Regions from separate parts of the Mus musculus genome. Here region 1 is linked to region 2. A link is a loop called in an ENCODE intact Hi-C map of the cell type or tissue named here. Cell type or tissue: gastrocnemius. All regions are shown on one strand. Each heading gives the region's core, and the rest is flanking DNA. Links, peaks and the distances in the headings are about the cores only. Region 1 holds the start of Brd2 (bromodomain containing 2). Region 2 holds the start of Slc39a7 (solute carrier family 39 (zinc transporter), member 7).

The links. Peaks named below come from ENCODE experiments on the same cell type or tissue, not always from the same donor. Only the 100,000 strongest peaks of a DNase experiment are listed, where the experiment ranks them.
Region 1: it touches region 2 in a loop (3.0-fold over the local background); 14 of 42 quality-filtered maps call a loop at or near these places.

What each region holds. Positions count from the first base shown.
Region 1 is chr17:34,116,101-34,129,637 of GRCm38, reverse strand. It overlaps Brd2 (bromodomain containing 2), which reads left to right and starts at 7,031. Exons shown (of 13, transcript NM_001204973.1): 1 at 7,031-7,476; 2 at 9,738-11,032; 3 at 12,427-12,730; 4 at 13,303-13,440. The coding sequence starts at 11,007. It overlaps H2-DMa (histocompatibility 2, class II, locus DMa), which reads right to left and starts at 6,806. Exons shown (of 6, transcript NM_010386.4): 1 at 6,704-6,806. In gastrocnemius, for the core only: CTCF peaks have their summits at 6,799 and 8,567 (motif pointing right); DNase peaks (open chromatin) are centred at 9,179, 10,146, 11,278, 12,622 and 7 more places; H3K4me3 peaks cover 8,000 bases; H3K27ac peaks cover 7,571 bases.
Region 2 is chr17:34,026,976-34,041,753 of GRCm38, reverse strand. Slc39a7 (solute carrier family 39 (zinc transporter), member 7) reads left to right here and starts at 10,064. Exons shown (of 7, transcript NM_008202.2): 1 at 10,064-10,930; 2 at 11,020-11,188; 3 at 11,333-11,386; 4 at 11,500-11,664; 5 at 11,771-11,908; 6 at 12,048-12,244; 7 at 12,686-13,488. The coding sequence starts at 10,496. The coding sequence ends at 12,958. It overlaps Rxrb (retinoid X receptor beta), which reads right to left and starts at 9,942. Exons shown (of 10, transcript NM_011306.4): 1 at 9,531-9,942; 2 at 8,710-8,927; 3 at 8,043-8,199; 4 at 7,553-7,732; 5 at 5,928-6,100; 6 at 5,300-5,429; 7 at 4,997-5,129; 8 at 4,790-4,881; 9 at 4,482-4,587; 10 at 3,351-4,370. The coding sequence starts at 9,756. The coding sequence ends at 4,223. Col11a2 (collagen, type XI, alpha 2) reads right to left here and starts at 2,616. Exons shown (of 65, transcript NM_001317722.1): 1 at 2,018-2,616. The coding sequence starts at 2,099. It overlaps H2-Ke6 (H2-K region expressed gene 6), which reads left to right and starts at 13,699. Exons shown (of 9, transcript NM_013543.2): 1 at 13,699-13,752; 2 at 13,914-14,131; 3 at 14,232-14,348; 4 at 14,459-14,551; 5 at 14,653-14,738. The coding sequence starts at 13,707. In gastrocnemius, for the core only: a CTCF peak has its summit at 7,427 (motif pointing left); DNase peaks (open chromatin) are centred at 8,124, 8,800, 9,723, 10,041 and 3 more places; H3K4me3 peaks cover 3,324 bases; H3K27ac peaks cover 3,909 bases.

The sequences.
Region 1 (13,537 bases), core at 5,538-13,537, 85 kb before region 2:
ACCTCATTAGCTACCACCCAGTGCCCAGGCAGGAGATCGAGCCACACCTGGAATCCAGGCTGGTTTTGTTAAGAAAGACAGATGTCCCTATGTAGTTGAAGCTGGCCTCAAACTCATAGCAGAGTGGCCTTAGCCCACAGTGTTGGGCTTGCAAGCACACTAGACTGAGAGAACCGGATATATAAAGTCAGTTTCAAAGATGTTAAAGAGGCAGGAAGAGCCCAAGGGAGGAGGCTGCCTGCAGCTGCAGCCGCGAGAGATGGATGTGCAGGATCAGACACTGCCCAGCCCCTGAGCCAGGATCCCTGTCTGTATCTGCTGCAGCCCTGTAGACACCGGCAGGGGCAGCAGCAGCAGCAGCAGCAGCAGCAGCAGCGGAGATTCATCTGCTGAGAAGCTGCCACCAAGCTCAGGATCTCGGGGGAGCTTTCCCCAGGAAGCTGTCCAGACTTCTGCAATGGCTACCTCCTCCACCAAGGGCCACAACTGTCAGTCACCCGACTGGAGGCTGAAGCAGTAAGTTTCTGGGGTTTTCCGTCGATCTTTTTTTTCAGAGCCGACTGCTGGCAGAATCCACAAGGAAGCCAGCCGGGAGGGTGGTTCTTCAGAGAGTAACGAACACTGTATATGCTAAGAATCTGGAGGTGCCGGGAACGCCTAGCAGGGGAAGGATGGAGGCTGCCCCAGGTGATGGAGGCACACAGCAGGTAAGGCGCTAAACGGCCCACTCTGGATGCAGGAAGGGCTGAGGAGTATCAGATCTGCAGTTATAGTTGGAAGGCGCATTTACTGAGAACACTCTCCGAACTGTAGGAGTCAACTCCAGATTGTGGTGGGCTGTGGAGGGGGAGGGGAGGAAGAAACTGTCGCTGTGTGTGCGACAGAGGAGGAGACGGAGGGTGGGGGAAGAGGCAGAGAAAAGATCTAATGCAATGAACTAAGCTAAGCAGTTCATCTTTGTGAAAATGGTGCTTCTGAGGCTTGTGAAACCTGTGCCCAACCCCCCTTTTAATTTATTTTTATTTATGTATATTAGTGTTTTGCCTGCATGTATGTCTGTGTGAGGGTGTCAGATTCCCTGGAACTGGAGTTGCAGACCGTTGTGAGCTTCCATGTCTGTGCTGGGAATTGAACACTGGTTGGTCCTCTGCAAGAGCGGCAGCCAGTGCTCTTAAAACAGTGAGCCATCTCTCCAGCCCCATCCTGTGGCCCATCTGACGAATCACAGTAGCAACTGTAGCCAAACACAAAAATAAAACAACATGAAGAGCTCCTGATGTTGTAGAACAGCAAGCTCCTTCTGTCGGTACGTGTCTAGGTGGGGAGATTTCAGGAGATTGTTTTTAACACTCCGCAGGGGAGACACACTACACAACTTTCTTCCACTTAAGTTCTGGAGGTGGAACCCAGGCGCTCACATCCTGGACAAGCATTCTCTGTGGGAACACAAGCCCAGCCACCCACCTGGAACTCCAAACCAGAGTCTGCAAGCCTTCTGAAGGCAATTAGACCAAAGAGTGACCAAGACTCTGCCCTTGTCCTTCCTTCCTCAGGCTTCCCAGGCTGCTCTACCTCCCTCATAGACCCCTCTGCTCTCTACTGATCTTCCCTGGAGTTCTGTCCTTAACTCTCTTATTTATGGATACTAAAATGTGAATTTCACATTTCCATGTTTCATGAAACATTCTTGCTTTTAAAAAAAAAATCATTTAAAAAAATGTGAAGCCATTCTTAGCACCCAGGCCATAGGAAAACAGTGGGCTAGCTTTGGCCAAAGGGCCATCCATATTTTGCTGAATGCTAGTCTGTGTGTGGTCAGAATCAGGATGGAAGCCCCAAATAGTCACCTTTTCTGCCTTGCGCTTAGGAACTGTGGCCTGGCACTAAGCATGGTGTATTCTGCAGACAACAGCGAGTCCTGAGATCTTCTGGGCAAATAGCAGCAGTGAGTGGGCGGGCAGTGTGGGCGGGCTTAGGAGCGGGTGTGGCCAACTGTGGGGCAGGAGGAACCAGCAAAGGGAAGCCAGCCTTACCTGGAGGCTGCAGGCTAGCCAACTTTTCTCCACTAGCTACAGTGGGATACAAATAGCAACAAGCCCAGCCATTTGTATCCACTCTACCAACAATCTCCACCAAAGGTATCTGAGAGCCCGCTCCCAAGTGTTTCCTAACCGCCCCCCCCAACTGGCACAAGCCAATGTGCAACTGTGTCCCCCACTTTTACACTTGCTGAAATCCCCTGCTCTCCACATGACACTGTTCCTCAGTATTTCTGTGCCTCTCACCAGGTCGACTTGAGCAGTCTGCACATCTGACACAGTTGGCCCTGTCCTCTCTCCTACTTGGTCTGGACCCCGACTGGCCTGGAAGCACTCTCTAGTTCTCCCTCCGGCTCCCATCTCTGGTGTTCCCTTTTCACAGCTATTCTTCCAGCTGCTGCTTGGTTTTTCTGAGGTGGAGTCCTGTTATAGCCTAGGCTGCAGGAAACTGTAGAACATGCTTTGTACTCAAATCAGTTCTCCTGCCTCAGCCTCTCAAGTGCTGGGATTATAGGCGTGAACCACCACACCTGGCTTTAAGGACTCCCCTGGGGCTTTGTCTTCAACCTTTGTCCTTCTTGCAGGACGCAATTGCCCTGAACGGTATTTATGGCCTCACCCCCTCCCTCTCCGTTCAGCACATTTGCTGGCATCTTCCAAACTCAGAACCACACAGGTTCTGATCTGGAATCCACCCTGACATTCCACTGCGTGTGGTGGCTTCCACTCGAAAGTTGGGCAGCTCCAGCTCTCAGAATGTTTTGTCTGAAGGAAATCCTGTTCCCCGAGGAGTAAAAATGCTACCTGTTAAGTCGACTTCAGCAGAATACAGTAAAACGAGAGACGTTTCTGGCATGGAAACCAACCAATTCTGGAGGCCAATCTGGTGGTACATGCCAGAAATCTCAGCACTGGAGAAGTGGAGACAGGAAGGTCATGAGTTCAAGGCCAGTCTGGGCTAATAGACACTACCTCAAAATAGATCAGAATAGGATGGAGAGAATGGGAAAGAGAGAAGGGAGAGAGGAGCTAACCCTGGTTAATGTAATATATAAGGTGTTACAGGCTCAGCTTGTGGGACTCGAGAGTGACCACATGGGCCTTGAGCTGTCACTCCTAGGCCACAAAGGCCTCCAGCCTGTGTTAAATTTCTCACTCTTTCAGAGAGAAGATTCGACTGGTTCTTCTTGAATTAGGTATGCGCCCATTAGGCCCGACTGTGGCCAAGCACAGTATCACCTCTTAGTATTGCCAAAGAACAGAGAATCGCCGGGTGGTGGTGGCACACGCCTTTAATTCAGCACTTGGGAGGCAGAGGCAGGAGGATTTCTGAGTTCGAGGCCAGCCTGGTCTACAGAGTGAGTTCCAGGACAGCCAGGGCTATACAGAGAAACCCTGTCTCGAAAAAACCAAAAGAAACAAACAGAATCATCACTAACCCCTCAACACGGCCATCTTCAACATAGCCAACTGCATGAGGTCACTCTAGGCACGCAGGATAGGATAAATCTGTGTGTTAGCCGGGGGTTATCCCAACAGCACCACAACATTAGGGGTCTACAGAGGTCTACTCACCAACACTAATTAAGCATTTCACAGGCAGATCAGCTCAGAAACCTTCCAGTTCCTTCCAATGACAATAATCTGGGGCTCAGGAATGACACCGTTGGCGACTCAGTCACCTAAGTCGTCAGTGTGGGAGTTATCCCAACAGATTAAACAGTCCTAGCAACTGACCTGTAATCTCCTGAGTTTGCTCCCCACTCTAAGTGAGAGTGCTCCATATACCCCCTTTTTTGTTAAGATTATTTTAAATTATGTAGGTTATGTGTGCAAGTGAAAATGGATCCCTGTGGCCAGAGATCTACAGCTTCCCTCTAGGTTGGCCTTGAACTCCTAATCTCCTACTTCCACCTCCCAAGTGCTGTATTTAAAAGCAGGTTCCACAGCCCGGCGGTGGTGGCGCACGCCTTTAATCCCAGCACTCGGGAAGCAGAGGCAGGCGGATGGATTTCTGAGTTCGAAGCCAGCATGGTCTACAAAGTGAGTTCCAGGATAGCCAGGGCTATACAGAGAAACCCTGTCTTGAAAAACCAAAAAAAGAAAAAAAAAAAAAAAAAAAAAAAAAAAGCAGGTGCCACCACACCTAAGCTTAATCCTTGACTCAAAGCTCAACACAATTTTTCCTTCTTAAAAAGCTTATCTACCTTACTATGGCCATCACCTTAAGGATAACTCTTAAGTGTCCCTCCCCTAGCCTTCAATTCTTTGGTCCCAATCCAGACCTAGAACTCTGTAGAGCTGTGTACTCTGATAACACACCAGTCAGAAGTAGATTATGGGTTCAAATCCTAGCTCTGCTACTTAGCAACAGTCTGATCTTGGACAAGTGATTCAACATCTTTCAGTTTCCTGTGAAAACTAGAGTCAGAGTCCCAGATCAACCATATCAACATAGTGAGACCCTGCTCCTCTCCCTCTCTCTCACACACAAACCACACACAACACAAAATAGTCACACCCTCAGGATGAAGTCTCATAATAAGGAGAAACAGGCAATCACAGTTCACTATAAAAGGTACGATCATAAGTGGATTCAAATAAGTCAGCTTACTTTAAGTGTTGAGAGTAAACTGTTCGCAGCTGTTGGTTTAAAATGAAGGAAAGGCAGCTCCTTGTAGAAGGAACTATGTGTAAAGCACTGAGAAAAAATCCAAGATGACACTGACACGTGACCCGTTTGGGAAACTGCTCTGTGAGTCGGCTAGGGGGCTGGAGAGGAACTGGCTAACTGGAGACTGGCAACAGGAAGCAGACCTTTCCGACAAGCCTGGGATTAACAGATAACACAGAGCAGGGCAGTGGTGGTGCATGCCTTTAATCCCAGCACTTGGGAGGCAGAGGCAGGAGGATTTCTGAGTTCAAGGCCAGCCTGGTCTACAAGTGAGTTTCGGGACAGCCAGGGCTACACAGAGAAACCCTGTCTCAAAAAAACAAAAACAAACAAAACACAGGAGCTGAGTTCTAGCATAGGTCAAGAGGGAAAGCCCATGCCGGGCGTGGTGGCGCACGCCTTTAATCCCAGCACTCGGGAGGCAGAGGCAGGCGGATTTCTGAGTTCGAGGCCAGCCTGGTCTACAAAGTGAGTTCCAGGACAGCCAGGGCTATACAGAGAAACCCTGTCTCGAAAAACCAAAAAAAAAAAAAAAAAAAAAAAAAAAGAGGGAAAGCCCAGGGAGCCACAATTTAATACGCAATTTCAGGGCCGTGGACAAAACCCAGAGCACGTGGAATTATGGCTTCATGTCCTAGCCACTAGCCATGCCTGGCCACTGAGAACTTGAAAATATGGCTGGTGCCACTATGAAACAAATCTAAACAGCATGTAATACTGATTTAAATTCAAGTTGCTACTGCACAGTACAAATAACAAGTCCAGGTGATGCAGCAGACACAGGCACGATTGCCTGGTTCTTGAGGACACAGCAGTGTGCATTGATAGATGAAGAAGGGAATGGTAAGTTCAGGTGAATATAAAGTTGTAAGGAGAGGTGAGGACATCGTGCATGGACAGAATAACACAGCAGCAGATCAGATGCGCCGGACAGCCCACATCAATTCTGAGCATGCTCCAGTGTCTGGGGTTATCCAGGCAGGAATTTTTCATAGGAAGTTCCACTCAAGAGAACTGTCTAATCTTACGGTGGAGTTGAAAGGCTTGAGTCATTGAAGATGTAGAAGCATTCCAGACAAACAGCAGGAACCAGCTACCCAAATGTACAAAAGGGAGACTGGGGGTTGGGAACATGACATGCATGGGCAATGTCAGGGAGAAATCAGAAGTGGACTCTGGGGTGGGCAGCTGGGAGGTCCTGCTAAGTAGGGTGGTGAGGTCACACTCTGGGGCTGCATGAAGTGGGAAATAAGAGAACTGGGAGGAGACAAGCAGGGAGAGTCTTGTAAGTCCAAGTCCTGCTGTGCAAGGAAGTTGAGAAAGCCACGGAGTACTTAGAGACAGGGTAGGTACTGAATAGGGTTTTCTTTTTGGCTACTTAGAGACAGGGTAGGTACTGAATAGGGTTTTCTTTTTGGCTAAGAGAGCAAAATGGACAGGAAGTTACTTAGGTTAACAGAGAAAGGTGACCAAGTCAAAAGCAATTTCCTTCAACTGAGAAGCCCCGATAAAATAAGAGACATGCCCTGTTCTACACACGGAAAATACAGGTGGGCTGCTGGTGCAGAGTGTAAATCCAGACCATACCTTCAAAGACAAAAGACAACAGAGATAAGCGCGAGCTTCGCACTTTAAGTCAACTGCATTGTTTTTAAGTTGTCACCCTAAACTTTAGTAGGATGAATTCAAGACTGAGAAACAAACTAGTAAGGCAGGTCACAGAAACAGAAACAGAGTATAGACAATGTCAGGAAAGAATCATGATCAAAACGAGCAGAAATGACGAAGTAGAACTCTATGTTAATAAATGGTCTACCTGTACACGATCAGAGAAAGAAACACGGGTGGTATACTTCGAAGGCAGGATTCGGGTATTTTCAAGTCTCATAGAGGAAAAAAAAAAGAAACAGTTTAAGAAATTCGAGGAACCCCACAACTCCTCCCGATTAAAACGTCAAATCGAGCGTGCAACATCCAAGCGGACCCCCACCGTTCCAGGGAGGCTCGCCCTGCAGTCCCGCTGCTGCAGCCAGGACCCGCGTGCCTCCTGGGACCACAGCATGGGGCCCCGCGGATTCTGGCCAGAAAGTGCCAGGCAACGCCTCAGACCGGAGCCGGAAGAACCTATTCCCCCCGCCGCGGTGGGGAGGGGGGGGAGGCCACCGGGGCGCAGGCCCGCGCGCTCCCGCCACACCCATCGCTCAACGAGGTGGCCCCGAGGCTCGGGGCGCACTGAGCCTGCGCACCGCGGCTCTCCCCGCGACCCGTGCCTCCCCTCCCCCCAGACCAGGCACACCCTTGCGCATGCGCTATGTGTTTCGTGGGGCTGCGGCAGCCATGCTGAACTCGTACCGAGAGGCGAGTGGGGGGGACGGGGGCGACCACAGGCGCAAGGGAGGCCGGGGACCTGGCGAGGCAACAGCCTTAGCGAGGTCTGGGGTCTCGGGACACAGGTCTGGGCCTTGCAGTCCCTGTGACCCCGTTCACGACCCTCCGCAGTGTTCGGAAACCTCGCCCTCGTGGCCGTAGGGGGGGCGGACACGTGACCCGCCCCAGCCAGTCGGAGCGCTGCTGACGTGGCCGCGCGGCCCCGATGCTTTTCCCCCCACCCCCAGCGGCTAGGGAAGGGAGGGGCTGGGGGCTACGCCCCCTCCCCCAACGCCTTCTCGGCTTCCGGGGGGGTTGACACCCCGGATTCCTTGCTCCCCCCCCAGCCGGGCTGAGGGCGACTTTCGAGGGCCCCCCCGTGGCTCCTGGATCCAGGTGAGCAGGGGCCCCTGGGGCGGGGACGCCATCGGTCATTTAAATGCATAAGTAAAGGTGGGGAGTGGGAAGAATTCTTGGGGTTCAGGAGAAAAATCCCAAGGGGGAAAGACTTGTCTTTCAAACACCTGACAGCCAATGGGAGTGTGGACTGGGGCCAGCGCAAGAGGGCCACTGTGTGGGGGAGGGGAATGGCCAACCTCGTGCCTACATACCCATCGGAGGGCAAAGGGGCGAGGGTGGCTTGTGCCCCATGCACCCGTCACCGGGGGGGGGGGGGGGGACAGGAATCGGGAGCCAGGTGAGATGGGATGTTTTGGGCGGGCGAGGGGAGGGCGACCCCGTAGGCTGAGTGTGAGTGTTGGTCGTGGGATGCGAGAGCTTAGGAGTTGGCAGCTCTGGAGGTGAACTGGTGTGGTTCCCTGGCGCCGACTCCCTGCCTCCCCAGGGACTCCCTAAGCTCCCTTTGTGTCAAGGGTAGCAGGCTCGCCATCGTCACATGGCGTGATGGAGGCTCGGTCGAGTTTGTGTGCTTTTCACGAGGACGCGGCCTGTGGGGCCTGCTGTTCCCAGCTGCGCATCCCCTCCGGGCTCTTAGCTGTTTGTCTCTGCCCCAGGGTGGGGAGGGCTCACCGGCCCAGAGCCTGGGGGCCGCCTGCGAGCGCAGTCCTGGCCTGAGGTGGGTGCTGGGAGGGGAGAGCCAGCGTGGTCCGAGCCTCCCAGTCTCCGAGGTCTAGGGTTTCTCCGGGTGGCATGCTCTACTGCCGCCCTCCTCCCCTCCCCCTGCCTGGAACAGTTGCCTCCTTGTGTGCTGCGGGGGAGGGAACGGAAAGGAGGAAAGAGTTACTTTTCCAAATTACTAAGTAGCAGCAGCCTCCCCTGTGACTCATGTGGGGGCAGGGAGGGCTGGGAATGACTGGGGCGCAGTGATTTTCCGGAATGCAGGGAAACGGGAGCGTCGTCTGGCTACCCTTTCTCTCTAAGGCCCAGCAGTTTCCCCGCTCCCCGAGTTCTCTCCCCACCCCCACCCCACCCCCGTCGGGCTTCGGCCCGGACCCGCCAGGCCCAGGTGCGGAAAATCCAGTTTGGAGGCCGGGCCGCCAGGGGGAGGGGAGAGGCCTCTAAAGTTGCTGTGTCATTGCCCTGCTCGCCGCAGCCACCCGGGCGGGGCCGCGCGCACTCGGGCGACCCGGGCCTGGTTCCCGGCGGGGAGTGCAGGGTCTCTGCTTCCAAGGCGCACTTACCCCTTGCGGGGTCTGCGCTTATCTTGCGGTCCAGAAGACGGGAGCTTGGCCGCCATGTTAAGTGCAGTGACCGAGGTTCGAGGTCGAGGGCTCATGTGGAGGGAGGGTCGCCTGGTTGCAGTTCTAGGACCTAGGCCAGTTGGGGCTATAATTGGGGAATGGTGAGCCCGCCTTACAGCCCCTCACCAACGTTAATTTACTTGCCCAGACGTGCACACCTGTCTTCCCAGCCAGGGAAAGGGGAGTTTGGGAGCGAGAGGTGTGTTCTGGGGGGATAGACGCTTTTACTTTCGCGCGAGGGGCTACCCCAGAGTTGCTTTTGCCATCTGACCTTGAGAACTGGCTGGTGGTTCCTACTTAAGTCTTGTTTCGAGTCCCAAGACAGCGTAGGGGAGGGGGAGGGGGCGAGACAGCTCCCAAAATGGCTCCTGCCCCTCCTCGGAGGCGTCCGGCTGCGGGGGGGAGGGGAGGGAGGAGGGCTGCAGAGCAGCGCCGCCGCCGCCTCCTCGGCTCGCCCTCCTCCCTGGCGCTGACCGATGGAAGAGGCGCTCCGTGGGGAGGACTCCCAGCCCGATGGGGGCGGGGGGCGTCAGCTCGCCCACGCTGGGGCGAGATGGGGCCAAGGAGCCGTGCGCTGCGCCCGCTCTCCTCACCCTGACGCCGGGAAAGTTTGCCGAGATCGGCTTTTAGGGCATGTGGACGCCTTGTGCGTTCCTAAGGCGGGTAAGTGCGCGAGAATCTGCAAATGCGGGCGGGCGGGCAGGGTATGAGCCCCCGGGGCTGGCTAGACAGTAAACACTCGGGGTGGCCTCGCATCTTTAGAGCTGAGGATTTTAGGGCAGAGCGTGGCCTTTGCTATCTGATTACTTTGGTTCGGGGAAGACGAGGTTAGTCTTGGAACGCTCCGGTCATGTGTTGGATCAGGGGACGTTAGATCGCGTCGCGGGGTTACTGTGGAGCGCTCAGCCGAGAAGCAGGCCGCGACTTCTAAGATGGCGTCTGTCTTCCTTGTTTCAGATTCTCCACTGCGGCGGCCTCGCAGCCAAGAACCTTTCGCCCGCCCCGCCCGCGCGACCCGTCCCACTCTGCGCCCCGCCCGCGCCGCCAATGGAAAAGCTGCAAATGGCGCGACCAGCCTGCCGCGGGCGACCGGCAGAAATTCGGTGTGTGCAAGCCCGGGAAGGCTCCGTCAGACCTGGAGGTGGGGACAGCGTGTTGCAGGCCCCGGGGAGATGGCGCCTACACGCCGTTCGGCCTCCATCTCTCCCAGGGTTCGCCAAGCCACGGCGCAGCCAATTGGCTCGGAGACATGGCGGGGTGCCTTTTCGCCTTGGCTCTCTGCGGCACTCTGCTGCCGATAATCGACGCCTTGGAACTGGAGTTTGTGACGTCATCCTTCGAGCGGACCAATAGGAAAGGCTCCCGCGAAGAGGCGGGCCTGCCCCCTCGCCTTTGCTTCTCCAGGCGCGTGAGCGGGCGAGCACGCGCGGAGGGGGCGGGGGAGCTCGCGAGCAGGGTGGCGCGCATGAGCAGCGAAGCTCCGCCCCTCCGGCTATATATAAAGCGCTGGCGCGGGGCTCGGCGGCGCCATTTCGCGCTGGAGTGGAGCAGCCTCTAGGACGAGCTGGAGGATTGCGCCTACTGACCCAGCGTCTCGGAGCCTCTGCGGGCCGCCAGTACAATCCACGTCCATCCGCTTGGAAATGGACTTCGTCCCGGCCCGCGACCGCTCCCGGCGGACAGTGCAGACCCCATAGAAGCCCCCGAGGCTCCCCTTTCTCGGGCCCCGCCCAGTCCTCGGTGTCTGTCCACCCCTCTACTCCGCCCTCAAGAGGATTTCAAAGATGGAGGCGGCGGCTCTCTGAAACCCCTTTTTGGTGCTCATCCGCCTCCATCGGAGGTCTGACGCGGCTCTCGTGACCCCCCGGCGACCGCGGCGGGAAGAGGGGACCCCTGTCCACCGGCGGCAGGCCGAATTGACGACGGTGTCCAGTTTCGGGGACTGCCGGGTTTGCAGACTGCGTTCTCCTGTGGCTCGCCGGCCGGCAGAGGCCGCCGCCATTTTCCTGCTGTCGCCGCCTGCGGAGCGTGCAAAGCTGCCGGAGTTGCGGGGAGGACGGCGCAGGAGACAGCGTTCCCGCCGGTCCCGCAACGAGGCTGACGCCTGGAGGGCCAAGGGCAGCGGCCTTCCCCCCACTTCCCGGGTTATGCTGGGCCCGGCGGTGAGGGGAGCCGAGGCTACCCGGACTTCACGCAGCTGAGCGGCGGCGGTTCCCTGAGGTCAAGATGCTGCAAAACGTGACTCCCCACAAGTACGTCTCCGCCAACCGTGTGTGGGAGGGGGGTTGGGGGGCGGCGTTCCGGGGAGCGGCGGGCGGGCGAGGCGCGCTTCCGCGCCGCAGCTGTTGACGCGAGCTCGCGGAGGGGGCTGCGACGGTTTTGAAGCGGTGGCGGCGGCCCAGGTACTGCGTCTGAGCAGCCTGTCGGTTTCCGCGACGCGGAGACCCATTCGGCCAGGACGAGTTGGACTGCAGGGTGGTGGGGGTGTGTGCGCAGATCCAGCCTTGATTTGTCATCGTGCTTGTGGGGGGTCTTCTTGGCTGCTTCAGTGCCCGTGGAGTTGCCATGGTGACAGCTTGAGGGTTTGCCAGGGGGATTCCCACAGGGTGGAGGGGTCATCACGCCCAAGACTAGGTTTCTGGTACATAGGTACAGGCTGCCGTTGAAGGTCTTATTTCCTTCAGCGGTGGGTGTGTTTGGATAACGTTGAGCTTCATTCAGTGGGGAGGAGGGTGGTTCGGAGACTCAGGGCTCAGTTCACTGCAGATGTAAACAATGAGATCTGAGTCTAGTGTCTTAGCCATTAGGAAACACCTGGTCTAGACTAACCACAGGGAGCCTGTGTGGTGATGGGAACCTCTGTTAGCCTTTAGTCTGAGGGACAGTGGGAGTCGCTAGGGACACTGTTTTTGTAAGGGGGGGGGGCGTGCTATCTAAATTAGGACTTGCTGACGCTGACCTTGACTGTAGGGTGCTTTTTGTTGTGCCTTTTGAAGGAGACTTGTTTGGTTGATACTTGATGGAGGTCTGGCAGTTACTATAGAAGGGATATTTGACATGCTTCCTTTCGTTTAGTTGAGGTTAGGTTGGTTTTGTCTGGTTCCTATTATGGTCTTGAAGCCCCCCCAGAGATTGAAAAAGATAGTATGATGAGTTCTTTTAGGTGTGTTGATATTAAGATTTATTCTTCCTTTTCTTCACTGTCCTCTCTGTCTCAACCACCATGGCAACCATTAAGTCCCTAGTGAGGATGAAGCTTCACTTTCTTAGCTCCACCCATTTTTGTTTCAGATCTTCTCCATAAGGCTAGAGTTGTCATGTGACATTGGTTTTGTATTTATTTTAACCAAGCAGCTCGTCAAACTACCCAGTGTAAGCTAAAGATGGACAAAAACTATTGTTAACTCTTTGCTGGTTGCAATTCACTTCACTGCTTTTTATTTATTTACTTGTTATGGAGACAGGGTTTCTCTGAATAGACCAGGCAGAAATCTGTCTGCCTCTGGCTCCCAAGTGCTGGGATTAAAGGTGTATGCTACCACTGCCCAGCCAGTCTGGCTTTGCAGGGTTGCATAGTGCAAGTTAGCAACATTTTCTTGATCTTTCATGTTATTACCACATCTAATTCTGCTTCCCCTTTTTGCAGGCTCCCTGGGGAAGGGAATGCAGGGTTACTGGGGCTGGGCCCAGAGGCAGCAGCACCAGGGAAAAGGATTCGAAAGCCTTCTCTGCTGTATGAGGGATTTGAGAGCCCCACAATGGCTTCTGTACCAGCTTTACAACTGGCCCCTGCCAATCCACCACCCCCTGAGGTGTCCAATCCCAAAAAGCCAGGACGGGTAACAAACCAACTGCAGTACCTGCACAAGGTAGTGATGAAGGCTCTGTGGAAGCATCAGTTTGCATGGCCATTCCGGCAGCCTGTGGACGCTGTGAAGCTGGGTTTGCCGGTGAGTAAGAGGCTGGATGGGCATGAGCTGGAATGCGTGAGTGGGGGTGGGTGACCTAGCATAGGTGCTGCGGCCCCTAGGGAGTTCCCATTCTCTTAGAGCAAATAGCCACCAGAGTTGTAGATTCTTGGTCCTTTGTGCTTGTTATCTCTATCTTGGCATTTCTCATCTTGCCTCCATGTGTCCCTTAACTTTTGTGCCCTGGCTCCATTTTACAGATTCCCACCCCTGGTTGGGAGAGGACCACGGTGGCCAAAATTCTTAGCTTCTTCCTTTCCCTCATGCAGCCCATGGATAGCCATCCCCAGAGGTAATGTCACAGGATGGGAAGTTTGCAGCGTGGGTGGGAGGTGGGTGGCTAGAGAAAAGGTATCAGGAACCTCCTAGTGGGAATTAAATTACCTTTTTCTAGACTAGTTTAATTGGGGCCGCAGTGTGGGCAATATTCCTTAATAGCTAGGGTGTGCGTGTGGGTGTGTGTGTTTTGTCTGTTGGTAGTTGCCCTACCATAGACATTTTCCTGTGGCTCTCAACTGGATTTTTTTTTTTTTTTTTTTTTTTTTTTTTTTTAGGATTATCACAAAATTATAAAACAGCCTATGGACATGGGTACTATCAAGAGGAGACTTGAAAACAATTACTACTGGGCTGCCTCAGAATGTATGCAGGATTTTAATACTATGTTTACCAACTGTTACATTTATAACAAGGTAAGCTTATATAGTAGCTGCTGAAAGGCAGTACTGGTCATTAGTCCCAACAGGGCTGGAAAGTGCTATCCAACTAGTTAAGGTCTAAGGAGGCCTG
Region 2 (14,778 bases), core at 2,460-10,459:
CTCTTTCCTTATCTCCCAGTCTTTGGCTTCCTGGCATCTGCTTGGTCTCTAGCACAAACAACATCTGGGCAATCGATCATCCTGGGCACAGGGGAGGCCGAGAGGCAGCTGTAGAAGAGAGGTCTTCCAGTTGCCACAGAGACTGGGTTGAGGTGGGGGCAGGGGCAACTCTGCCTGTGCTAAGGAAGGGCATATAAGAATAAGGTGGCCCAGAAGCCTGTGCCCTCAGACTTGGCGAATGGGTTCGAAGAGGGGGAAGGGGAAACTGAAGCTGCCACACAGACCAGGAGCAGGTCCAGGGCCCCAAGCCACACATCTGTAAATGCTATCAGAGTTCTTGCCCAAAGCCCAGGCAAGCTCCGGACACCTGGAACCTCAGTCCTGCCCTGCCATCCCCCACCACCTGAATCCCAAGATTCAAGTCTCAGGCCATCAGCCAGGTCTCCTTAGGTTTCAGCTTCCCGGGCCCAAACTCGATGATGGAACGAGAAAGTTTGCTCCCACACTTCCCACACCATCTCCACAGCAGAGAACTCCCACAGAGAGTGCTTGCAAAAGTGTTGGTAGAAGTGTGGGGCGGGGCAGAGGCCAGGGCAGTCAGGAGAGCAGAGCCTGGTGGGGTGGATGAGGTGGGGCAGGCAGGAGAGAAAAGGCCCTTTGAGTCCAGGAGCTGAGGAAACCGCGACCTTCCCCCCGCCCCTGAGGAGCCTGGCCCCAAAGTGTAGCAGCTTTGCAAACACTGACACACAAGGGCAGCTTTGAGAGAGTACGGTGAGGGAGACAGAGACACAGAGACTCACAGAGACCCCGGGCAAAGGAGACCTGAGAGGTCCCCACCCTCCGCCAAATCCTGATGGAGGACAGTTCCACGCCATGCTCACAGCCCACCCACCTCAAGCCACATACTAACCCCACTGTCTCAGACCCACTGCCACTCCACCTATCCCCTTGAGCCCCCAAATGCCCTGTCCTATACCCTCAGGAGTTCTTAGCTAACCATCTCCCTGGAGTCCCTCCCCCCACCTCCACTCAGTTCCCAAATGGAGACAGTTATCTTGGTCATCCCCCTGCCTCAACTCTGTAAACACTGTGTACTTCATTCATCTGCTCTTTCTTTAGTCTAACCTAGATCCTTTACACGGTCATCCTGCCAATTTTCTCTCTTGAGCAGAGAAAACATGAATAATGGATATCTATACAAAAATCAGACAGACAGACAGACAGACAGACAGACAGACAGACACACACACACACACACACACACACACACACACACACACACACACACACACGTATTCCAGGAGAGAGGAACTGGTTCCTTTCTGCTTAGATCCAGTTATCAAATCCTCTTTTCTAGGAGGCTTTCCCTTCTAGGAGGTAAAAAGGGGAAAGATGGGGCCAGTGGACACCAAGGTCCCACGGGAGTCCTGCTGGCTAGAGGGGAGGGGCAGGAATGCAAAGAGTTGGCTCTGGCCTCAGACACCTGATCCTGGCCTGTCCAGCGGCCGTCCTGTTGGCAGCCAGCCCCCAGGCTCCCTAGAGCCAGCCGCGTGGCAGCATCCAGGGCACAGGGAGGGGTTGGGGGACCCAAAGAAGACGGGACAGTGGAGGTAGCTTTCTTCTCTAGCCTTCTAGGCTCCAACCTACAGACGTTCACCCCATTTCCTCTACCCATCAGTCCTGGTATTCACTACCCTGACATCAGCAAAGCCTGGACAAAACTGGCTTTGGCCATCTCAAGTTCTTCTAAGGATCCAAACCAAGAATCCAGCCTACTCAGCCTCTGGACGGTGGCTCCTGTTGGCCGGCGTCACCTGCCCTCTGCCAGTCATTTCAGAGAGGGAGACAGTCCTATAGTGGCTCCAAGGAACCAAAAGTGTCATGCCCTTCATCTAAATCCTGGTGCCCAAAATCCCTTTCTTAAGGCTCAGATGCTCCTACTCCAGGCATCAGAGGTCCCTTCCAAGCAGATGCTACAACCTCCAACTGACTGACACCCAGGCAGGACTCCTCTTACCTGCCCATCCCGGGGCAGCGCTCAGACCCAGCACCAGAGGTAGGAACAGAAGGAGGCGGTGGCAGCGGCTGCACCGCTCCATGGCTCAGAATGCCAGATCCCAGGCAGTCCTGGTGCTGACAGCAGACAGAAGCCAGCTGAGCCTCGGAACCAGGACCCCGGGATGTCAGCAGCTTTCAGTGGCCCAGCTCCATGCAGCAAGGTGCCGTTGTGGGGGCACCTCTTCTTGTCAGTGCTGCTTGCTCTTCGGTGGCCGCTACTGTGTGCCCCTGGCCACCCTGGCAGCTCAGAGACCCCAGCTCGCCCCCGCCCCTAGGTCCAGCTCCCGCCTCCTGACGCCCGCCCACAGCCACCAAGGGGAAACCCCACCCCGATCTCCACCTGGGCAGGAGAGTGTGAGGGTTGGAAACCTTCCTCACTCGCTAGCCCTGGAATGGTACACCCCTACTCCTGGAGGGATTAGGTAGCTCGCGTGCCCCCTCAGATGGCATTTGTGGGAACAGAATATATCTTCTTCAGCCCCTTCACTTTTATGATCCTATAGTCCTTTCACACCACGGCAGCTGCCCTTGGGGGCCCAGAGCCCCTATGAAGAGTCCGGGGAGGGACTCAGGGCACAGTGGGACAGAAGGGGCGGGCCTACGGGCGACCGTTCCACGCCCACTCGTAATCAGCTCTCCATAATTACCTCCCTCGTCCTGCCACATGTAATTACAGAGCAGTCCTGGGCGGGGTGTTTATAGACCCAGCTATAGATAGCGACCCAAAGGTGGGGGGCGTAGGGTCGCCCTGCGGAACGGAGAAAGCTGAGATGGGTGACGTGCTAATTGCCCCCAAAGATAAAAATACTGGACTAGGTGAAGCAGAATGAAAAGGGGTACGGGGTGGGGGGGGGCGATGCTGATGGAAAGGTCTGGCAAAAGAGGGTCACTCAGGGTCGTGGCCGTTCTAGGAGGGTATCGCTGAGAGCAGCGCACCCCTAAGCGTGGGCACAGTGCCGGGTCTGCCAGGAGCCTGTGGCGAAGCCAGGGTGAAAGCTGAAGTGACCAAGACGCCGCCGCCCGCTGGCGCTGGAAGGGCACCGGCAAACAAGGCGCCTTTGAAAAGCAGCCGCTCTCCCTCCTCCCTGGGCAGCCCCGCCCCCAACCTGGCACACCCTCTCCCCCTCCCGACAAAGCACGCCTTGTGTCCCCCACCCTGCACCGGCTCTGTAGGCCCAGGGAACCTCAGGCCGTGGCAGCATCCAGGGAACATGTCAGGGTTTCTCACCGGATATCCCCACAGGTAGATGCCCTGGTGCCCACCGCCCATATAGTTATCTCAGTCCAGAAAATGGCTATTTTAACTGGAAAGCAACTTTATGTGCAAGTGAAAGATGGGAGGGAACCCCCAAAAGAGGTCCAGGGCAAAAACCATGCAGCCCAGCACCCAACTCTGCAGGCTGGCCACCCCCATCAATGTCCCCACTTGCTCCCAGCCTAGCTGTGCTGAGGACTAGGGAAGAGCTGTAGGGCCACCCGAGGCAGAGCCCAGGGAGCTTTGGGACAGCCCACCTGAGGGGCCTCCTTGCCCACATGCCATCTCCAGCCCTGACATTTAAGTCAACCTGGGGATGTACAGTACTTCTTTGAGTCTAACTCCCAGTCTCTCCTCACAGGAAATTAAAAGAGCAATGGGTTCCTCCACCTCCAGCAGCCCCTTCACTACCCCTTTATTCTTCAGTCTGACTGCAGGAGGGACTGTGGAAATGGGGCTGACAGGAGTCAGAGGCAGGTCCCTCCTCTGCCCCATCTGTCAAGTCTGAGAGGATAAAGGCTGTCAGAGCCCTGCTCCCATGATCATCAGCTTGGGGGGCCTGCCCCACAACACCCCTTTCTGGGGGAGCTCTGTTCCACTCTTCAGAAGGGAGTGAGGCCAAATGAGAAGGAAGCAGGGCAGTGCTTTGTGCTGGGGAGCCAGGATGAAGAATCACCTGCACCATGGGAGACCCCGACAAATTCAGAGACTCAAGGCCACTGAAGGTAGACATATAGTCCTCACAGGGATCTGGGGTCCCCTCTGACTTGGAGACCAAACGAACCCTGCTAAGTGTTGCCAGATCCCTGGCAGGCTGGGCAAGTCCCCTCCTGCTCTGCACCTGTCCCATGGCTCTGCCCCCTGCCCAGGCTCAAGTCCTCCTCAGTGACACTCGGTGTGCATCTGGGCTCAGGCTAGCTGGTGGGGAGCCTCAAGCATCTCCATGAGGAAGGTGTCAATGGGGGTGTCGCCAATGAGCTTGAAGAAGAACAGGTGCTCCAGACACTTGAGGCCGATGGAGCGGAGGGCAGGAAGACGTAACAGCAGCTTGGCAAACCTGAGGTGGGGAGGAAGGGAGTGAGAGCCAGCACCACCCAGGCCCTGGACATACCCCAGCTTCACAACCCCCACCTCCCCCTTGAGGTGTCCACAGCCCCGAGGCCCTCACCGGCCCTGCTGCTCAGGGTACTTCTGCTTGCAATAGGTCTCCAGTGAGGCGTACACCTTCTCCCGAAGGATCTCCACCTCTCCAGGGTTGGAGAGGCCCTTGGCGTCTGAGATGGTGAAGGAGGTAGAACAAGGGAAGACGGCAGGTGAATCAAGTCAGGACACACAGACATGCAGTGTGGCCCTCAGGGTGAGGGAAATGAGGCCCGCTGGGTTTGTGGGGTGGGGTGAAAAGGGAAGGCACTAGTGCAGTGGCCTTTTCAGGGTCAGCTGAGATTTCTGGGCTGAGGCGGGGTGGCCTCCTCTCACCTGGATTAAACAGTATGATTGCCCGCAGGCAGCCAAGCTCTGTCTTGTCCATCCTCATGTCACGCATTTTGGACACTAGCTCTGTCAGCACCCTGGAGAGGGACCTGCAGGTCACTCAAAGGTCACAGCTCAGCCAGCCTTGGACACGGACCAGCCTATAGCTCCACCCCTTCTAGCCACAGGCCAGCCTGGCCAAGGGCCACTGACCGATCAAAGATGGCTCCCACGCCTGCGGAATGGGCTGAGTTTCTGTGCACATGAAGACCCGTGGCCAGGAGGATGCCATCTCGGACATCAATGGACCGATGGGAGAAGGACGCAATGAGGAGCTCGTTCCAGCCTGGGGGCCAGAAGGCACCGAGGGTCAGCAGCCGGACACCAGGCCACGGGAACCCAAGTACAAAGAAAACAGAGGCAAGGTAGCCAGCTGGGCTCCCTGAATATGCACGAGAACGCTGCTGGGGTCAGTGAAGGTCAAGAGACTAGAGAGGGTTCAAAGAGATCACTAACCTGCCCGCAGCAGTATGACCTGATCGTCCAGAGGTAGGGAGGAGAAGTGCGGGATCCTCTTTGCCCACTCAACGAGTGTGAACAGCTGTTTGTCAGCTGCCTGGCAGATGTTAGTCACTGGGTCATTTGGCTGCAGAGACAGGGGGGAGATGCATGGGAAGGGGGGGACACCTTCCTTGTGAGAGGTGTTTTATACTCCTTTCTACACCCTCATTCCCTGTCGGGATCCAATCCACCTCTGCGGTCCAGGCTCCTCTCAGGGCAGTCATAGAAACCACTACCAGTCTGGGACTGTCCAATGGGAGCAGAGAAGAGGGAGCTTTCACCCCGTGTCAGAGACGAGACTTTCTAAGAGAGAGTCTCACTATGTAGTCACGACTGGCCTGAAACCTGCTATGTATACCAGGCTGGCCTTGAACTCATGGAGATCCACTTGTCTCTCCCTTCCCAAGTGCTGACATTATAGGCATGGATCGCTACACCTGGCTCACCTCAGATTATTGAAAGGCCTTTTAGTTCAGTGCAAGGTAAGGAGGGACTGAAAGAAGGGAAGAGGGGAGATGGAACATACCCGACTCCTTCTCCCAACCCCCACCCCAGGAGAGAAAGAATCAATCCCATCACTCACGCTGCTGCCACCACCCCCGGTGGCCCCAGGACCCTCAACGCCTTGGTCACTCTTCTGCTCCACAGCAAGCTCTGCCTCCAGGATCCTGTCCACAGGCATCTCCTCAGGGGCTCCCCCAGCCCCATCTCCATCCCCGTCTTTGTCCTTCCCCCGTTGACGCTCCTCCTGAACCGCTGTGGGGTGGGGAAAGAGAAGTGCAAAATTAGAAGCCAACTATGGGGTTGTCTGAAACTCATTTGGGGCCTTCTCAGGGCCAATGTCCCTTGAGATAAAGCGACCAGGGAGGTAATTAGGATCAGAAGGGTAGAAGAGTCCAAAAGCAAATCTGTCCAGCACACACCAGACCCTGAGCTCTGGCCCCACCGCCACAAATTATAAACACACAAAAAGTAAACGAATAGGCAGATAAAAAGAGAAGGGTACAAGAATCAAGGATGAGGGCTGGAGAGATGCTCAGTGGTTAAGAGCACTGACTGCTCTCACTCCTTTGTTCTCTTGCTCTTACTCTCCTCTCCTCTCACTCTCCCCCTCTTATTCTCTCTAGCCTTTCCTCTCTCTCTCTCTCTCTCTCTCTCTCTCTCTCTCTCTCTCTCCTTTCCCCCTTTGTCTCCTCTTGGCTATGGCCGGCCTCTCTTTTACCTTCTCTCTTCCCCCCTGCCTTTCTATAATAAAGCTCTAGCACTGACTGCTCTTTCTGAGGTCTGGAGTTCAAATCCCAGCAACCACATGGTGGTTCACAACCATCTGTAATGGGATCTGATGCCCTCTTCTGGTGTGTCTAAAAACAGCTAAGGTGTACTCATATATAATAAATAAACCTTTAAAAAAAACCAAAAAACAAAAAACGATGAGCCGGGTGGTGGTGGCGCACGCCTTTAATCCCAGCACTTGGGAGGCAGAGGCAGGCGGATTTCTGAGTTCGAGGCCAGCCTGGTCTACAGAGTGAGTTCCAGGATAGCCAGGGCTATACATTGACTGCAGACACTCCTGATGGCAAACTCTAAGCTCTGCTAACTAAAGAGCAGCAGCAGAAAGAGCCTGGTCTGGTCTGGACGGTGTGTGTTCTGATGCTGGTCCTATCACTCTGCTGGGGTAACCCCGGGAGGGCTGACTTTCATCTTTTTTAAAGCAGGAATTGGACCAAAATGAGCTCTAAAATATCTCTTAGAATTCCAGGAGTCAGCTTTGCTTAGAGACAGAAGGAGAGACACCAAGTCCCGACCTCTTCAGTGATTCTGTAGTTTAACCAGGTCCAAGGAAAGACTGGGAGACTAGGGAAAGAACATGGCATCAAAAGAGGGAAGGGCTGTGTGCAGTGGAGGAGAGGAAACAAAGACCCATGAGGAAAGAGGTCACCTCGCCCTAGGGCCAAACTCTGCTGGGAGGTGGATGAACCCTGAGATGCAACCATGAAGACAGAGACAGAGACAGAGACACTGAGAGGTACCAAGCTGTGGAGGACAGGAAAGAGAAACCCAACTGCGCCCCCTGGAGGAGAAAGTGAGCAAAGTCCCAAGATATGGAGGCCATGGGGCCCTCAGCAGTCTCCCCTGTTCCTCCTCAGGGCTCTCCCACAGGGTTGGAGAAGGGCCTGTGACTGAGGCCTGGCCGGGGCAGGCCCTTACCCTCCCTTTTCATGCCAGTGGCCAGGCACTTCTGATAGCGACAGTACTGACAGCGATTCCGCTGGCGCTTGTCCACTGTACAGTCTTTGTTATCACGACACGAGTAGGTCAGGTCCTTCCGAATGGTGCGCTTGAAGAAACCCTTGCAGCCCTCGCAGCTGTAAACCCCATAGTGCTTGCCTACGAGAAAGGTTGGCAGTTAAGACAGTTTTGTGGAGACCTCCTTCTTAGGGAGTCTCTTACCAATCTGCCCAGAGAGGGAACATAGTCTAAATCCTTCCTGTGTTTCATCCAAAAAGGTGACTCAGTCTTCGGTGACCAGAAACCATGTAGCACCCCCACTCCTACCCCTCTCCACATCTGATATGAATCTAAAGGTCCCATAGGCCTCCTTGCTCTGACCAGCCTCAAGAACCCTTGGGAGCCCCATAGGCAGTGGTAAACAGCCCCGACGTGCTTTTTTCTTCTACGGCTGTGCTGAGCCCCATACCTGAGCTTCGGTCCCCGCAGATTGCACAGAGCCGTTTGCCAGCCCCAGGACCACCTGGAGGGGGTGGACAGTGCAGGCCCCGGACCCCTAAGACCGGTGGCTTCACATCTTCAGGGGGGCCAGACCCACCCCCAGGGAGCGACACTGTGGAGTTGATCTGGGATGGGGGAGACAGGGAAGTCACAGGAGACTCTCATATGTCAGGCAAACCACTTCCTGCTTGTGAGCAAGCCCTGTACTATTCCAGAAGGTACTGGGGACACTACTGTCTAACGTAAAGGGCCTTCCTTGCACGTGACACCAAGAGTGATGTCCACCCTTCTGTAATTGTGCTACAGTGGCCCTGAAGGGCACAGGTCTTAGAAGGGCAGGCATATTGAAGCGAAAAGGGCAGCAAAGCCACCGTGAGCTGAACAGGACATCAAAAATATTCCCTGCAGGCTTAGGGTTTGTTTTCAAAACAGAGCTGATGAAGCATGCACCCCCACAGACCACCCCCTTCAGGAAGAGCAAGGGGTCCGAGACCACAGGCTTGCTATGATTAGAGAACTAGAAAGATCAACGGGTTTTGGGGAAGTTCACCCAAAGATGGGGAGTGGGGGTGAGAAGTTGAGAACAAGGAACTGAAGGCACAGTGGCAATAAGCAGGCCACAACCTCTCTCTCACCTGAGGGCTGCTGACAGGCCCGGAGAATCCTGGGGGAGCCGGAGGGGGCAGACCAGGGGACCCCATGGAAGAACTGATGACTGGGAAGGGGGAGCCCAGTGGCGGGGGTGGCATTGGAGGTGGAGGTGCTGAAGGGGTAAGAGGTGGGCCAGGAGGAGAAGACGGACGGATCCCCTGAGAAAGGGGATTTGGGGAGGAGCTGTCTGGGCTTCGGGAATCTGAGAAGTGGGTACGTACAAGGCAGACACACACGGACAGGAGAGACAAGAAGAGAAAGTGAGCCTTTTGATCATCCAAATGGACACTTTAATTCTCCCTGACCCACCACAGCCCGCAACCCTGGAGTTCAGAAATACCAAGTGGCCAAACAACAATTTCACTTCTAATAGTCGTGAGAGGAGGCGGTTGACAAAAAGGGAGGCAGGTCAGGCGGGGCTACTGGGTCATCCCAAGCTGACCTCGGGAGGGGGGGCTGTGAAGCAGCACGTGGAGGTGTAGCAGCGAACCCCTCGTCCAACCCCAACTTAGAACATTCGGGGCAAAGAGTATGGCAGAAATACCCGGTCCCAGAGCGTAAGCTCAGCCTTCGAATGCCCAGAGTCCTCCAGCCCACGGGGAACGGTGTCCTTCCCACGCCCGAGACCGCGCACGCAGGCCCCGCCGCGGGCCCGAACCTGAAGGGCGGAAGCTCCCCCGCCGCGCCCCGCCCCGGGGGAGGGCGCTGGGCCTCGGGACGTCGAGGGCGCGTGTTTACAAACAAGGGGGCGGGAGCGCGGGGAGGGGGCGCGAGGGGCGCCGGCCCGGGCCCACGGGACACTCACCCCGCCCGCTGTCGCCCATCCCGTCCCGGCCAGCCTCCCCCGGCTCCGGCTCCAGGGCTTGCTGCTCTCCGGCCGCCGCCGCCGCCGCCGCGGGATCCAGCCAGGGCCGCCGCCGCCGCCACCGGGACGCGACCCCACAATGCATCTCTTTTCTCACCCCCACCGGCCCACACTGCCCCGCGGCATGCCGCGGCGGGAGGAAGGGCGGACGAGTGGCCCAAGACATGACGCCCGGGCCGAGGGCGGGGAAGCCGGAGAGGCGCCAGGGACGCGCAGGGGGGACAGCGGGGGACTCGGGGGCCGCGACGAAGCCGCGGAGGCGAGCAGGCCGCGGCCTGTGGCAGCGCGACTCAAGAGCCGCGCTCGGCTCGGCACTGAGATGACAGCACCGGCGCGGCCGCCATCTTTGTACAGACGGGAAGTCTCGCCTTGAGCTCCCGCCCCTTCGCCGAGGTGGAAACGGAGGAGGCGGTGCCCGCCAGCCCGCCGTCCCCTCGGATAACCCCCCAGCTCTGCGCATGCGTCCTGACGCCGTGGCCGCGCCGCCCTCGGGGCGCCGCCATGTTGGTAAAGGTATCGGGGCGCAGGCAAGAAAGGGAGCTTCCGGATCTCGCGGGAGCTCGAGGCGTGAGTGCCACGTCCCAGCAAACCGAGAACCGAGAGGATCCCGGAGCCGGTGAGAGGTCCCTGCTGCTCCCTTACGGCGCTTTCCAGGCCTTTACCCCAACCAGTGGGCCATAGAGACGCGGGCCCAGAGAGACCGTAAAGTTGCTGATCAAAGGCTAGAGCGGTGTCGGGGGTGGGGGGCTGCATCCAGGAAGGGTGTTGGGGATGAGGTGGACCGGCCTTGGGGACAATGTAAGAGCGGAGCAAGTAGTATAGAGGAAGGGCTTCAAGGGACGCGGATCCCGAATAGGTAGATTGAGAGTCAAGTCGAGTCGTCTCTTGTTCCTCCGGTCAGCGTGATGACCATGGGCCTGCGGGCCCCCCACTGGGTGGCTGTGGGACTGCTGACCTGGGCGGCTTTGGGGCTGCTGGTGGCCGGACACGAGGGTCATGGTGACCTGCACAAAGATGTGGAAGAGGACTTCCATGGCCACAGTCACGGGCACTCACATGAAGATTTCCACCATGGCCACAGCCACGGGCACTCGCATGAAGATTTCCACCATGGCCACGGCCACACTCATGAAAGCATCTGGCATGGGCATGCCCACAGCCACGACCATGGACACTCACGTGAGGAATTACACCATGGCCATAGCCATGGCCACTCCCACGATAGCCTCCACCACGGAGGACATGGACATGCCCATCGTGAACATAGCCATGGGACTTCTAGGGAGGCTGGGGCTCCAGGCATCAAACACCACCTGGACACTGTCACCCTCTGGGCCTACGTGAGTCGCCAGGGGATGTGGGGAAGAGGGACTGGTTCTTAATCGGTGGGAAGCTCCATCTTTGCCTTCTGATTGTGCTTCTCCACCAGGCACTGGGGGCCACAGTGCTGATCTCCGCAGCTCCGTTCTTCGTGCTGTTCCTCATCCCAGTAGAATCTAACTCTCCCAGGCACCGCTCTCTGCTCCAGATCCTGCTCAGTTTTGCTTCCGGGGGGCTCCTGGGTGATGCGTTCCTCCACCTCATCCCGCATGCCTTGGGTAAGTAACTTGTGGGCTCCGCCTCAAAGGCTTAAGCGGTTTTGTTCTTTCTCTTTAATGATCCCAGATTTTCCGGTTGTCTTCAAACACACATCCCCTGAGCCAGGCATTCCCTCATCAAGCCTTTTCTCCCACTTCCCGCAGAACCTCATTCTCACCACGCTCCAGAGCAGCCTGGACATGGACACTCCCACAGTGGTGAGAAAAACCAGGGACTGGTGTGCTGGGAAAGGGCAACCTCTCCATTCCCATGCTTCGCCTCTTACACTTGAGTCTGCGTCTCCCTTCATGCTTTACTGCCTCCGTTCCAGGCCAGGGCCCCATTCTCTCTGTGGGGCTGTGGGTTCTCAGTGGGATTGTCGCCTTCCTCGTGGTGGAGAAATTTGTGAGACACGTGAAAGGAGGACATGGACACAGTCACGGACACGGAGACAGGCATGCGCATGGAGACAGTCACACCCATGGAGATAGACATGGTGAGCCCGCGTTGCCTGCTCTGTAACACACTCAGGGTCACCCTGTGGAGCAGGACACATGCGAAAGCTCTGTTCCCCACTCTGATCAACTCCTGTTCTCCCTCAGAGTGTTCTTCAAAGGAAAAGCCCAGCACAGAGGAAGAGAAGGAAGTGGGCGGGTTGCGGAAAAGGAGAGGAGGAAACACTGGGCCCAGAGATGGCCCGGTGAAACCTCAGAGCCCTGAAGAAGAAAAAGCAGGCTCAGGTAAGGGATGAGCTGATGGGTTGGCTGTGGGTGTGTGGGTGACGGTGGGAGTCTAGGAAATGGGGGCGAGGGGGGGGCTGTATGTGAACCGGCTTGATGGACACCCTCAATCATTTTTGTCTTGTCTCTTTGCAAAAAGACCTGCGTGTGTCTGGGTACCTGAATCTGGCTGCTGACTTGGCACACAACTTCACAGACGGTCTGGCCATTGGTGCTTCCTTTCGTGGGGGCCGAGGGCTAGGGATCCTGACCACAATGACAGTCCTGCTGCACGAAGTGCCTCATGAGGTTGGGGATTTTGCCATCCTGGTCCAGTCTGGCTGCAGCAAGAAGCAGGTTGGTGCCGACTGCCCATCCTTGGTTCCTAACAAGCTACACTACAGTGAGCCGTTTAGAGTCAGGGAAAGTCGTGCCTTTACCTCTTGCTCTGTTTTACGCTGCAGTCCTCACCTGTGTATAGTTCTTTGATGGCTTAAGGTTCTCAGGAGATGTCTGTTCTAGTACTCCCTCCTCAACCTGGCTGTTTTGGGGGGCTGCGGGCCTTAGGTGTGGTCCTGAGGCAGAGTCATTGACTACGTATTAGCTATCGAGGGAGCCCCAGGCGACAGCTATCTGACTGCTTCCTGGAGCTGGTGTCTGGGACCCAGATTCCTGTCCTCGTGCTTGTGCAGCAAGCACTACCTGTGGGTCCTTCTCCCCAGACCCTCCTTTCCTTAACACTGCTCCCACCTAATTTTAGCTGTCGACAGTCATATCTTTCTCTTTTCTGCCCACCAGGCGATGCGTCTGCAACTCGTGACTGCAATTGGAGCATTGGCAGGCACTGCCTGTGCCCTTCTCACCGAGGGAGGGGCAGTGGACAGTGACGTGGCAGGTGGTGCAGGTCCTGGCTGGGTCCTGCCATTCACTGCAGGCGGATTTATCTACGTAGCAACAGTGTCTGTGCTGCCTGAGCTATTGAGAGAGGCATCTCCACTGCAGTCACTGTTGGAGGTGCTGGGGCTGCTGGGGGGTGTTGCCATGATGGTACTGATTGCCCATCTTGAGTGAGGGGTGAGGTGACCTGTCCTTCCCCTAACTCCTAATAAAGGCAGTTGGTAGTCCTGGCCAGTGCTAATGCCAGAAGGAGTGTCAGCCTTGGAGATTAGCAGAGCCTCTGTTTGAGGCCTTAGAGGTATGAGGATCATACGGAGCATGAGAGGCCAGAAGGACCACGGAGTGGGAGACTGCCCAGCAGCGTTGTTGCTTTTGGAAAAATCAATGGGACCATGAAGAAGACTGGGAAGACGGTAGCCTACCCGATGGTCCCTAATCTACGATTTCTCAGCGCCAGCGTGCCGCAGGGGTCCCTCCAAGGCCCATCTCCCTCTGAACTAGTTAGTGATGGCTTCAGGGAAGACCTGGCAGAAGGACTGGGGTAGACATCAATCGTGTGTCCTGATTTGAAGGGGGAGGGGGGCTCCTTGGGAAGATGTCTCAGCCTGATTTTTTGTCTCTACTCATTTTATACCACTGTTTGAATGGGTGCGGAGGAACGGTGACCAGGAATAAAAGACCTTGGATCTTCGGCCCCACATGCAGCCTTTGTCTTTATGTGGGGAACTGGGCCCCTTGGCTCCTGGACTCCCTAGGTCCCCAAGTGGTGGTGGATGGTCACGCCCCCGTGGTGGGAGGTCGCGCTGGTGGCTACCAAAGGCCTCTGACTAGTGTGGTTTCTATTGGGTCCGTACCGGGCCTAGCCACGCCCCCGGCGTGCTCAGATTGGCCTAGGCTCAGGGCACGCCCACCCACAGCCGCCATGGCGTCTCAGCTCCGGCTCCGCTCTGCGCTGGCCCTGGTCACAGGTTCAGGGGTTCCCTCTCAGGGTGGGTTGGGGTGCCCGGGCCATGTCAGCGAGAGCCACCCCTTGAGTCCCTGGCCCTGTTGTCTGAGTTTCAGTAACTTTGCGCCCCGTGACCTCTGACCTCCTCCCTTCTTCTCCCGCTTCCGCGGACTCCCATCTCAGGTGCGGGTAGCGGCATCGGCCGTGCGATCAGCGTGCGCCTAGCGGCAGAGGGCGCCGCCGTGGCCGCCTGCGACCTGGACGGGGCCGCGGCACAGGACACGGTGCGGCTGCTGGGAAGCCCGGGGAGCGAGGACGGGGCGCCGCGCGGCAAGCACGCTGCCTTCCAAGCGGATGTGTCTCAGGGCCCCGCAGCCAGACGCCTGCTGGAGGAAGTGCAGGTGAACCGGACGCCGCGCCGCGCCACGCCACGCCACGCCACACACCCCTCAGCCCGGCCCTTTGTGGTCTTTGGTGTTAGCCTCCCCCTCCCTCACATAGGCCTGCTTTTCTCGCCCGCCATCTGTCGTTGTGTCCTGTGCGGGCATCACACGCGATGAGTTTCTGCTCCACATGTCAGAAGAAGACTGGGACAGAGTCATAGCTGTCAACCTCAAGGTGGTGATCTCTAAACCTGTGACTTGTGCCCGCCCCCAGCCTGGGGAAGTACTTAGAGGAAGGCTGCCACCGCAGCTGATCTTGCCTAATTTGTTACCCTCTCGTGCCAGGGCACCTTCCTAGTCACTCAGGCTGCAGCCCAGGCTTTAGTGTCCAGTGGCGGTCGTGGCTCCATCATCAACATTAGTAGCATCATTGGAAAGGTCAGGATGAGTTGGGCCAGGCCAGCTAGCCACGTGGGCGCTGGGAAGCGGCTCCCCTGTAGACGACTCCTGACTTACTCTGGGTCTCTGACTCACTGTAGGTGGGGAATATCGGACAAACGAATTATGCGTCGTCCAAAGCAGGAGTGATTGGGCTCACCCAGACTGCGGCCCGGGAGCTTGGACGGTGGGTCAGACTGGGGACCTTGCTAAGGGAAGAAGAGTCA